3 separate regions of the Homo sapiens genome follow, and regions 1 and 3 are each linked to region 2. A link is a contact called in ENCODE Hi-C or POLR2A ChIA-PET data. All regions are on one chromosome and are shown on one strand. The core of a region is the stretch at or near the end of the contact, and the rest is flanking DNA. Distances in the headings are between cores, read along the strand shown.

The links. Hi-C counts contacts between places; a loop is a spot of excess contacts on that map. ChIA-PET counts read pairs that join two places held with the same protein, here RNA polymerase II (POLR2A). Pooled maps may share reads with other maps.
Region 1: a map of OCI-LY7 shows a loop between it and region 2 (16-fold over the local background). The contact joins the promoter of ZNF429 here to the promoter of ZNF43 in region 2. A Hi-C loop is called at or near these places in 16 of 168 maps with a recorded cell type or tissue (B cell, CD14-positive monocyte, CD4-positive, alpha-beta T cell and 12 more), 14 of 37 single-sample maps with no recorded cell type and 30 of 50 pooled maps. POLR2A ChIA-PET finds 5 or more read pairs at or near these places in 22 of 52 experiments (A673, AG04450, B cell and 15 more).
Region 3: a map of chondrocyte shows a loop between it and region 2 (5-fold over the local background). The contact joins the promoter of ZNF708 here to the promoter of ZNF43 in region 2. A Hi-C loop is called at or near these places in 2 of 168 maps with a recorded cell type or tissue (CD4-positive, alpha-beta T cell and chondrocyte), 10 of 37 single-sample maps with no recorded cell type and 19 of 50 pooled maps. POLR2A ChIA-PET finds 5 or more read pairs at or near these places in 17 of 52 experiments (CD4-positive, alpha-beta T cell, CD4-positive, alpha-beta memory T cell, CD8-positive, alpha-beta T cell and 11 more).

What each region holds. Positions count from the first base shown.
Region 1 is chr19:21,503,634-21,507,400 of GRCh38, forward strand. ZNF429 (zinc finger protein 429) reads left to right here and starts at 1,969. Exons shown (of 4, transcript NM_001001415.4): 1 at 1,969-2,141. The coding sequence starts at 2,139. RefSeq lists enhancers at 1,750-2,352, 1,968-2,287, 2,298-2,657, 2,353-2,954.
Region 2 is chr19:21,834,608-21,838,852 of GRCh38, forward strand. It overlaps ZNF43 (zinc finger protein 43), which reads right to left and starts at 1,575. Exons shown (of 4, transcript NM_003423.4): 1 at 1,429-1,575. The coding sequence starts at 1,431. RefSeq lists enhancers at 666-1,639, 1,169-1,258, 1,299-1,348, 1,369-1,528, 1,640-2,612.
Region 3 is chr19:21,326,889-21,331,090 of GRCh38, forward strand. ZNF708 (zinc finger protein 708) reads right to left here and starts at 2,522. Exons shown (of 4, transcript NM_021269.3): 1 at 2,322-2,522. The coding sequence starts at 2,324. RefSeq lists enhancers at 465-986, 2,075-2,274, 2,315-2,494, 2,379-3,367 and a silencer at 2,614-2,835.

The sequences.
Region 1 (3,767 bases), core at 719-3,218, 330 kb before region 2:
CAAATAAGTTTTGGATGGTTTGTTATGCTGCAATAGCTAACTAATACATGCACCCTGTGCAGATGGAATGCCAGGATTTAATGACAGGTTGATTACTAGTTACCTTCTGACAGTGGACACCCTAAAGATACTGACTTTTCTTTTCTTTTTTTCCCGATTTGAAGTTGGATGTCTCCTAAGACAATGTTGAGTAATGCAGAAATACAGGTAGACATGTATGTGTGTGATTGGTGCTTATACTCACACAGTACCCCACACCACAGGAAAAAAACAGATAACCACAGCCTGACCATTAGAGCCAAGGCCAAACAGCAAAATAAGTTTGCCTTTAATTTATTTTCTTCATATCTTTTTTTTTTTTTTTTTTTTTTTTTTTCCGAGACGGAGTCTCGCTCTGTCCCCCAGGCTGGAGTGCAGTGGCGCGATCTCGGCTCGCTGCAAGCTCTGCCTCCCGGGTTCAAGCCATTCTCCTGCCTCAGCCTCCAGAGTAGCTGGGACTACAGGCGCTCGCCACCACGCCCGGCTAATTTTTTCTATTTTTTAAGTAGAGACAGGGTTTCACCGTGTTAGCCAGGATGGTCTCGATCTTCCGACCTCGTGATCCGCCCACCTCGGCCTCCCAAAGTGCTGGGATTACAGGCGTGAGCCACCGCGCCCGGCCTTCTTCATATCTTAAAGTTAGAGGTTAAGACTGTGGACAGACCCAAAGACATAGAGTTTTCTTCTCCTGTCTCCTGTGGCCCCAGAATTTTTTGTTCACTGTCTGATCTCTGGATGAAAGGTGGACAACAGGTGGCAAAGAGTGGTCTACCTGTGGTTATTTTATTTGTGCTGCCCTCTGCCCTTGCTATGGCCACTATCTATCGCACCCTCAGAACCGAAGATAGATGTTAGTAGAGAGAGGCTGTCTCCTCACCTCTGGCAGAAAAGGGATGTTCAGGGCCTCCACCCACCTGACATCAGAGCTGCACTTCAACGTGGTGGCTGTTGGCCATGTGTGGCTCCTGGGTGCCTGGAATGTGCCTGGTCTGAACTGCAATTTGCTAGAAAAGTAAAATACAGAGTTGGTTTCGAAGATTTAGTTCCAAAAATATATATAGTGCCTTAATAATTACATATTGCTGTGACCCCAGAAAATCTGAGACATCAGTTAATTTAGAAAGTTTATTTTGCCAAGGTTGAGAACACGCCTATGACATAGTTTCAGGAAGTCTTGAGGACACCTGCCCAAGGTGGTCAGGGAACATATTGGTTTTATACATTTTAGGGAGACATGAGACATCAATCAATATATGTAAGAAGTACATTGGTTCAGTCTGAAAAGGTGGGACAACTTGAAGCAAAGGCAGGAAGACACGAAGCTGGAGGGAGCTTCCAGGTCACAGATAGGTGGACTCAAATTCTTTTGAGTTTCTGATTGGCCTTTAGTTCCCAGCTTGAGTTTTCCTTAGTAATTTTGGGGGCCCAAGATATTTTCCTTTCACATTGCTCACATATTAAAATTATAATACTTTAAACATATTGGGTTAGTTACATTATTACAATCAATTCCACGTGTTTCATGTTTCTTTTTAAAGTTTGGCTACTGGAAAATTAAAAATTCACATGTGGCTCACATTTTATTTCAGAGGACTGCCTCCTTTTTAAAATCTCAGGCTGCCTGCTCAAAGGACCAGAAGCTAGGAAGGTGATAAAAGCTAAAATTTAAAAGTAATTGTTATTATATTCTTTTCATTTGTGACTAGCCATATAGTATATTTATAAATGCATATGACCTTACACACAAGGTTCAATGCAAACACCCTCTAGGGTGGGCCTGGCTCAGCTCGGAGGAAAGCCTGCCTGAAAAGGCTGCAGCTAGGCTGTCACGCTTCATTCTGCCCAGCAACTGATCACCCTCTGTCACTCAGGGCCTGAGAGGGCGGGTCTTAAACATTATCCAATCAGGCACGCAGCTGGAGCGACAGGACGGTTTCCGGAATATGGCGGGGCGTTTGGCTCTTGCTGCAGCCAGAGCTCCAGGTCTCGTCTTCATTTCTGTGTCCTTTGTTCTTAGAGGCCCAGCCTGTGTGGCCCTGTGACCCGCAGATATTGGGAGATACACAGCTAAGACTCCAGGACCCCCTGGAAGCCTAGAAATGGTGAGAGTGCCGAGTCTGACATCCCCAGAGAGGGGGAGGGGCTGGTCGGAACCGTGAGAAGTGGCCGTGGCGGACTTAGGTCTCCCGGCAGTCAGCTCCACAATCTGCGCCCGGAATTCTCCTTGCCCAGCTCGGCTTCAGTCCCCTTCAGCCATAAGATGGCGACTGTGCTGACAGCCGGGCCCCGGGCGTCCTGTCTTCCCTCCGCAGTGACTGTGCCTGACGTGTAGCCCTGTCTGGGGAGCTCTGCACGCGCAATTCCGCAGTCTCTCCCAGATTGTGCAAGAACCATGGGAGGGGCGTCAGGTGAGAATAGTGACTCGGGATGCGGGTTCATGAGCGGGAAGAGCTTTGGTCCGTGGGGTTCCCAGTTCCCATTCTCTCCTATTAAAAATCTATGGGAGTGGCCGGGCGCGGTGGCTTATGCCTGTAATCCCAGCAGTTTGCTGGGAGGCGGGCAGATCACTGAGGTCCGGCATTCGAGAACAGCCTGGCCAACATGGTGAAACCCCCTCTCTGCTAAAAATACAAAAATTAGCCGGATGTGGTGGCAGGCATCTGTAATCCCAGCTATGTGGGAGGCTGAGGCACGAGAATCGCTTAAACCCAGGAGACCAAGATTGTGCCATTGCACTCCAGGCTGGTTGACACAATGAGACTATCTCAAACAAAAAAAAAAAAAAAAAAGGGGAGTCACTGCAAAATATTAAAGAATTTAATTAAAGAGTGGTTCTAAAATTGTAAAGCACCCAGCTGTGGGATGTAGTTTGTGGTCCTTTGGAGGAGCTTGAAGGAAAGACTTTGCGCATGGTACAAAAACGCAAATTCAGTTATTGGTTAGGTAGGGTTACGTAGTTTCTTAATTTCCATCTTCAGCTTACAAAATTTCCTGGTTATGTAATCAGAGCTTAATTCCAGTTAATAGTTAACCCTGTATTTGTTTTCCCCAGTGTAGTAATTTACAAAAAAAAAAGCATTTGAGTTAGTTTTTTGTTTTTTTTTTTTTTTTTTTGAGATGGAGTTTCCCTCTTCTTGCCCAATCTGGACTGCAGTGGCGCGATCTCGGCTCACTGCACCTTCCGCCTCCGTGTTCAAGTAATTCTCCTGCCTCAGCCTCCTGAGTAGCTGGGATTATAGGCAGGCACCACCACGCCCGGCTAATTTTGTATTTTTAGTAGAGACGGGGTTTCTCCGTGTTGGTCAGGCTTGTCTTGAACTCCCGACCTCGGGTGATCCGCCCATCTCGGCCTCCCAAAGTGCTGGGATTACAGGCGTGAGCCACGGCTCCCGGCTTGAGTTAGATCTTTTAAAAGTAGGAATTCAGGGACTACAGCCACCTCAGTCGAATTGCCTACCACTTAACTATTTTCACTCCCTACACAAAACTGATCTTCCCCTGCATTTTTCACAGGTGTCCTAAGCAGGGTCTCAAATCTACTCCCACGCCCCCCATTCCTCCAGCCTAACTCTGGCTTGCAGTAAAATACAAAATTTCCATTTCCTCCTGACAATCCCAAATGCCAACTCCCACTACTCCCTAATTCACACTATTAACTATTTGTCCTTTAGTGTACATTTTTGATACTGTATTTTAATTAAACATTTTTTGACAAAGCATTGGATGGC
Region 2 (4,245 bases), core at 325-2,824:
AATTAACCAGGCACGGTGGCAGGTGCCTGTAATTCCAGCTACTCGGGAGGCTGAGGCAGGAGAATCGGTTGAACCCGGGAGGTTGCAATGAGCTGAGATTGCACCATTGCACTCCAGCCTGGGAAACAAAGCGAGAGGAAGGATGGAAGCAAGGATGGAAAGATGGAAGGAAGGAAGGAAGGAAGGAAAGAAAGAAGAAGGAAAGAAGAAAGGAAAATTTATTTAAGTCCATCCAATGATTTTTCAAAAAATAATTAAAATATCTGTATCAAAAATATACAGATATCTAAAATATCTTTATCTAAAACGTATCTCTGTATCTAAAATGTACACTAAAAAAAAAAAAAAAATAGCCCGGCTCGGTGGCTATTTTTAAGTGCTGTAATCCTAGCACTTTGGGAGGCTGAGGCGGGTGGATCATCTGAGCTCAGGAGTTCGAGACCACCTGGCCAATATAGTGAAATCCCGTCTTTACTAAAAATACAAAAAAAATTAGCTGGGTGTGGTGGCAGGCACCTGTAATCCCAGCTACTAAGGAGGCTGAGGCAAGAAAATCGCTTGAATCCGGGAGACGGAGGTTGCAGGGAGCCGAGATAGCACCATTGCACTCCAGCCTGGGCAGCAAAAGCGAAAGTCCATCTCAAAAAAAAAAAAAAAAAGAAAAAAAAGAAAAAATAGTTGATAACGTGAATTGCGGAGAAGAAGGTGGCATTTGGGAATGTCAGAAATAAAGGAAAATCTAGTTTAGTTTTTTTTTTTTTTTTTTTCCAGAGGGAGTTTCACTCTGTGGCCCAGGCTGGAGTGCAATGGCGCGATCTCGGCTCACTGCATCCTCCGCCTCCTGGGTTCAAGCGATTTTCCTGTCTCAGCCTCCCTAGTAGCTGCGATTACAGGCGCGCGCCACCACGCCCAGCTAATTTTTGTATTTTTAGTATAGACGGGGTTCACCATATTAGCCAGGCTGCTCTCGAACTCCTCACCTCGTCATCCACCCACCTCGACCTCCCAAAGTGCTGGGATTAAAGGCGTGACCCACCGCGCCCGGCCGACTCTCCTGTTTCTAATAGACCAAAAGAGGGACTAGAAATGCCACGGACCAAAGCTCTTCCTATTCATGAAACTGCATCACGAGTCAGGATTCTCTCCTGACGACCCTCCTGTGGCCCCTGCACAATTTGGGAGAGACGCCGCGTTGCGGCTGCAGAGCTGCCCACAGAGGGCTGCAGGCCGGGACACAGTCACTGCGCAGAGAAGAGACAGGACGCCCGGGGCTGCCTCCCAGAGCAGCCGCCATCTTATGGCTGAAGGGGATTGAGGCCGAGCTGGGCAAGAACTCCGGCACGCGCAGATTGTGGAGCTGACTGCGGGAAGGCCTGAGTCACGCCACAGCCCCTTCCCCCTCTCGGGATGTCGGACCGGCACTCTCACCATTTCTAGGCTTCCGGGGGGTCCTGGCGTCTTAGCTGTGGATCCCCCAATACCCGCAGGTCACAGAGCCACAGAGGCTGGACCTCTAGCAGCAGAGGACACAGAAGAACGAAGACGAGACGCAGAGCTCCAACTGCAGCCAGAGACAAAGGCCCCGCCACATCCCGGAAGCCGCCCTGTCCTCTCCTGCCCCGTGCCTGATTGGACGGTTTCCAGCCCAGCGTCCCTGATTGGATAACTTCTAAGGTCCTGCCCCCGCAAACCCTGAATGAAAGATGTGATCAGACGCTGGGCTGAAAGAAGAAAGAATGACAGCCTAGGCTGCCGCCTTTTCAGGCAGGGCTTCCTCCCTGAGCAGAGCAGGCCCAACCCAGAGGGTATTTGCCTTTAACCTTGTGTATAAGGTCATCTTCACTTATAAGTAATATACTATATGGATACTAAAAAATGAAAACAATTGTTTTTGAATTTCAGCTTTTATGACCTTCCTGGCTTCTGGCCCTTTGAGTAGGAAGTATTACAAACATTGAATATTTTATTATTTATCCTCTGTGGGGTTTTTCTTATTCTTGAGAGGGAGTCTCTGTTACCCAGGCTGGAGTGCAGGGTCATGACTGCAGCTCACTGCAGCCTCAGCAATCTAGGCTTGAGCAATTTACCTGTCTCAGCCTTCTGAGTAGCTGGGACCACTGGCATGTGGCCCCATGCTCAGCTAATTTGTTATCATATTTTTATTTGTAGAGATGAAGCCTCACTAGATAGCCCAGAATGGTCTCAAACTCTTGGGCTCAATGAATCCTACAAAGTCAGCCTCCCAAAGTACTGGGATTATAGGCATGAACCATCACATTCAGACTGAATTATTTTATCAAAAAATTTTTTTAAAGCATTGAGGTCCATTAATAGAATTCAAGGAAATGTTATGCACATGTTTTAAAAGCAAATTAAAAAGCATATACAAAAAGAGAACATTTTTTAAAAAACTAAATATAGGTAATGTTACCAGAAAAAGTTTAGATCTCCTGACTTTAAGTTGCAGTATGCTAATGGAATATTCTTAGTGGATAGTATTCCATTTTCATAAGAAATTCAAAACAAGATAATTTCCAGGTTTTAGAAACTGATGTAAAACATAAAAATATAGAAAATCTCTAATGTGTTCCCATGATATAGTATTACTTGAAATATAAACTGGGCAAACTCAGCAAAAGACAATTTAATCTCAAATTTCAAAATAGGTACAGAAGTTCTAATGGAATAATAAATGGAATCCAGGATTTTATTCATAAAAAGGCTAAAAAGTGACCATTCTCTGTGATTTTGAAAGTAGGAATTTGTGTAAACAGATGTGTATTTGCATCTACATTTGCCTACACTTACTTTTTTTTTTTTTTTTTTTTTTTTTTTGAGACGGAGTCTTGCTCTGTCGACCAGGCTGGAGTGCAGTGGCACAATCTCGGCTCACTGCAACCTCCGCCTCCCAGGTTCAAGCGATTCTCCTGACTCAGCCTACCAAGTAGCTGGGGATACAGGTGCATGACCCCATGCCCAGCTAATTTTTTTATGATATATTCATTTATTCAGATTACTCGATAATTAAAAATTATATTTTCTATGAATACCAGCTAATTTTTTGTATTTTTAGTAGAGACAGGGTTTCACCCTGTTAGCCAGGATGTCTCCTGACCTGGTGAACTGCTCGCCTTAGCCTCCCAAAGTGCTGGGATTACAGGTGTGAGCCACCATGCCCAGCAGCTTTTAAACATTTTAGGAAAGCATGAGACATCAATCAATATGTATAAGATCTTCCTTCCCTACCTTTTTCCTTCTCCACCTCCTCCTTCCTCTCTCTCTTTCTTGGTTTGATCCAGTAATGCAGGACAACTTGAGGTGAGGGCTTCCAGGTCATAAGTAAATAAGAGATAAAAGTCTGGATTCTTGAGTCCTTGATAAGCATTCAACTGAATACAATTTAGTCTGGCTCAGTGAACCTGCATATCTAAATTAACAGCAGTGCAGAGGAAGCAATCAGATGTGCATTTGTCTCAGGCGAGGCTCAGAGAAATGACTCTGAGTTCTGTCTGTCTTTGGTTCTCAAGGAATTTCCTTGTTGGCTAATTGTAAAGAAAGTATGTAGCTTTTTTATCTTTGTAGCTATCTTATTTAGAAATAAAATGGGAGGCAGATTTGCCTGACATAGTTCTCAACTTGACTTTTCTAGTGGCTTAGTAATTTTGGCATCAAGAGATTTATTTTCCTTTAGCAGTGGAAACCTCTTTCATTATCAAGTGTAGAGGTTAATAAAAAAAACTCATAAACACAAATATAATTATTGCTACATCTTTCAGAATAGCCCATTCTAAATTTTTTTTTTTTTTTTTGGAGATACAGTCTCGCTCTATTACCCAGGCTGGAGTGCAGTGGTGCAATCTCAGCTCACTGCAACCTCCGCCTCCTGGGTTCAAGCAATTCCCCTGCCTCAGCCTCCCGAGTAGCTGGGATTACAGATGTGCGCTACCACACCTGGCTAATTTTTGTATTTTTAGTAGAGACGGGGTTTCCCCATGTTGGCCAGGCTGGTCTCAAACTCCTGACCTCAGGTGATTCGCCCGCCTTGGCCTCCCAACGTGCTGGGATTACAGGAGTAAGCCACCGCACCCAGGGTAGAATAGCCCATCCTAATTTAATTCTCATTTACTCTAGACTTTTTTCATAATTTTATAGTGGATCTTAATGTTGGAGGCATTCAAACCAGAGCAACTCAATCTTGAATAGCAGCTGTGTGAAATATGCTGAAACCTACTTGGCTGCCTCCCC
Region 3 (4,202 bases), core at 1,272-3,771, 510 kb before region 2:
GTGCCATTGCACTCCAGCCTGGGCAACAAGAGCAAGAGTCCATATTAAATATAAATATAAATACATATATATTTGATTATATATATATTCACAAAAAATACATCTGAGAAAATTCCTAAACTTACTCTAAGAAAGGAAAACTTAAATGAGAATTTCTCACAAATAAAATACATGATTAATATTAATTTTTTCTGAAATCCACCTCTTTTATGCCCTCTGTTAATATTTTCTTACCTTCCAAGTCCTATTAATAAAATGCAATTTACAGTTAAATAATGGAAGTCAACATAAGTGAACAAATCTTTTCAAGGTGACAAACCCAGGGAGTGGTAGTGCTAATTAGAAAACAGATGTGTCTAGACCGGGCGCGGTGGCTCACGCCTGTATTCCCAGCACTTTGGGAGGCCGAGGCGGGCGGATCACCTGAGGTCTGGAGTTTGAGACCAGCCTGACCAACATGGAGAAACCCCATCTCTACTAAAAATACAAAAACATTAGCTGGGTGTGGTGGCACATGCCTGTAATCCCAGCTACTCGGGTGGCTGAGGCAGGAGAATCGCTTGAACCTGGGAGGCGGAGGTTGCGGTGACCCGAGATCGTGCCATTGCACTCCAGCCTGGGCAACAAGAGTGAAACTCCACCTCAAAAAAAAAAAAAAAGAAAAGAAAGAAAACAGATGTGTCTGACTGATATTCACCCACCCCATTCTGCTCACCTTAAGTGCTCAATAACCACCCTCTCAGGAGACATTACACTATGCCCCAGGTGCATTTTACTTTGTAAGTTCTTGCACCATCTCACTTGGGTCAGGTTTTTCTTTGTCTTTTGGGATACTTTTTTTTTTCCACAAAATTTAGAGAATTCAGGGGGCAGAAATTATTTCTGTGTTTTCCCCTCAATACCAGCATCTGATTGGCTGACCAGCACTGTGTCTCCAAGAAATGGAAGCTGGGTTGGGTGAAGACAATCTTAATGTCTCAAGGGGTTAGCTTTTCAAAGGAAGAGTATGCCAGGAGATGCCTCTCAGCCCCAGGGCATCCACCTGCTCCCTTGAGAAGCTACACTCCATACCTCAGGTTGTCCTCAGGGAGAAAAATGACCCAGGAGCTGATATTCACTAGACACTCTAGCAGAAAAAGTCATGATGTGTATCTTGGTTTACTCCAGACAGTACTGAAACCCAGGACCAGGAAAAAACTGAAGGGTGGCTGAAGACACATCACTCCGTAAAGTTTCCAAAGAAAAACCTTCACCTGAAAACAAACATTCTGATAAGATTTCTGTGCCTGAGGAAGATAAAAAAAAAAAAGCCATAGAAATTTCATAAAATACAGTGTCAGGGAATTATTTTTTGCTTTCTTCTCATGAGAAATATTTTCAACCAGAAAACAATTTTAAGTGCCATCCAATGCTTTGTCAAAAAATGATTAACTAAAATACAGTATCAAAAATGTACACTAAAGGAAAAACAGTTGAGAATGTGAATTAGGAAAGGCAAGCTGGCATTTGGAAATGTCAGAAGGAACTAGAAATTTAGTATTTTAGTTTATTTGCAGTTTAAATCTAACTGCAGGCCAGAGTTAGGCTGGAGGAATGGGGCTGGGAGGTACACTTGAGACCCCGCTTGGAACGCATGTGAAAAATGCAGGGGAAAATCAGTCCCCTGTGGAGTGTGAGAATAATTAAGTGGCAGGCAATTACACTGAGGAGGCTCTAGTCCCCGGCTTTCTACTTAACAGCAACAGCTACGTAAATGTACCTAACCGATTATTAAATATAGTTTTCTTCATCATGCACCTTATAAAAAGTCTTTCCTTCAAGCTCCTCCCATGAACCACAAACTACAAAACATACTTTTGTGCTCTACAATTATTGAATCACTCTTTGATTAAATTCTTTAATATTTTTTGCGATGACTGCCACAGATTTTTAATAGGAGAAAATAGGAACCGGGAACCCCACAGACCAAAGCTCTTCCCATTCATGAACCCGACCCCAAGTCAGGATTCTCCCCTGACCACCCTCCCATGGTCCCTGCACAATCTGGGAGAGGCGCGGCGCTGCCGGTGCAGAGCCGCCCAGAGAGGGCTGCAGGCCAGGGCACAGTCACTGCGCAGGGAAGAGACAGGACGCCCGGGGGCCCGGCTGTCGGCGCAGCCGCCATCTTATGGCTGAAGGGGACTGAGGCCGAGCTAGGCAAGGAGAACTCGGAGCGCAGATTGTGGAGATGACTGCGGGGAGTCCTGAGTCCCGCCACAGCCACTTCCCACAGGTTTCAACCAGCCCTTCCCCTCTCTCGGGATGTCGGACGGCACTCTCACCATTTCTAGGCTTCCAGAGGGTCCTGGAGTCTTAGCTGTGGATCTCCCAATACCTGCAGGTCACAGAGCCACAGAGTCTGGGCCTCTAGGAGCAGAGGACAAACAGCAGTGAAGACGAGACCGGAGCTCCGGCTGCAGCAAGAGACAAAGGCCGCGCCAAACCCGGAAGCCGCCCTGTCCGGTCCAGCTGCGTGTCTGAGTGAACTGTCCCCAGCTCAGAGTCCCTGATTGGATAATGTTAAAACCCGCCCCTTCAGGCCCTGAGGGACGGAAGATGTGATCAGATGCTGGGCTGAATGAAGTGTGACAGCCTATGCTGCAGCCTTTTCAGGCAAGGCTTCCTCCCTGAGCTGAGCCAGGCCCACCCGAGAGGGTGTTTGCCTTTAATCTTGTGTATAAGGTCATATGCCCTTATAAATAATATGCTATATGGCTATTCACAAATGAAAAGAATATAATAACCCAATTGTTCTAAAAAAAATTTTTTTTTTGAGATTGAGTTTCACTCTTGTTGCCCAGGCTGGAGTGCAATGGCGCGATCTTGGCTCATCGCAACCTCCACCTCGCGGGTTCAAGCGATTCTCCTGCCTCAGCCTCCCGCGTAGCTGAGATTACAGGCATGCGCCACCATGCCCGGCTAATTTTTTTGTATTTTTAGTAGAGACGGGGTTTCTCCATGTTGGTCAGGCTGGTCTCAAACTCCAGACCTCAGGTGATCCTCCCGCCTCGGCCTCCCAAAATGCTGGGATTACAGGCATGAGCCACTGCGCCCGGCCCAACTGTTCTAAAATTTTATATTTTGTGACCTTCCTGACTTCTGGTCCTTTGAGCAGGCAGCCTGAGATTTTAAAAAGGAGGCAATTCTCTGAAATAAAATGTGAGCCACAAGTTGGGCGCTGTACCTCACGCCTGTAATCCCAGTACTTCGGGAGGCCGAAGAGGGTGGATCATCTGAGGTTCAGAGTTCGAGATCAGTCTGGCCAACATGGTGAAACCCCGTCTCTAAAACAATACAAAAAAATTAGCTGGGCATGGTGGCAGGCGCCTGTAATCCCAGCTACTTGGGAGGCTGGGGCAGGAGAATCGCTTGATCCTGGGCGGTGGAGGTTGCAGTGAGACGAGATCACGCCACTGCACTCCAGTATGGACAACAAGAGTGAAACTCTGTCTCAAAAAAAATAAATAAATAAAATAAAATCATAAAATGTGAGCCACATGTAAATTTTAAATTTTCTAGTAGCCAAACTTTATTTTATATTTTTATTTTTTTAGACGGAGTCTCACATTGTTGCCTGGGCTGGAGTGCAATGGCGCGATTTCTGCTCACTGCAACCTCTGCCTCCCGGGTTCAAGCGATTCTCCTGCCTCAGCCTCCCAAGTAGCTGAGATAAAAGGCGCTGGCCACCATGCCCGGCTAATTTGTAGCCAAACTTTAAAAAGAGTTTAGCTCTATTTTTAAAAAGAAACAAAGAACAGGTGAAATTGATTGTAACAATTTAACCCAATATATCGAAAATATTGTCATTTTAATATGTGAGAAATATGTAATTATTAATGAAGTGTGTCTATATATATGGAACTAAACCTTTGAAACTAACTCGTATTTTACCTTTCTAGCACATCGCAGTTCAGACCAGGCGCATTCCAGGCAGCCAGTAGCAACACAGGGCCAATAGCTGCTACATTGAAGTGCAGCTCTGACATCAGGAGGGTGAACGACCTGAACATCCCTTTTCTGCCGGAGGTGAGGAGAGAGCCTCTCCCTACCAACATCTCTCTTCGGTTCTGAGGGTAGAACAGACAGTGGTCATAGACAGAGCAGAGGGCAGGCCGGGCGGAGTGGCTCACGCCTGTAATCCCAGCACTTTGGGAGGCCGAGGC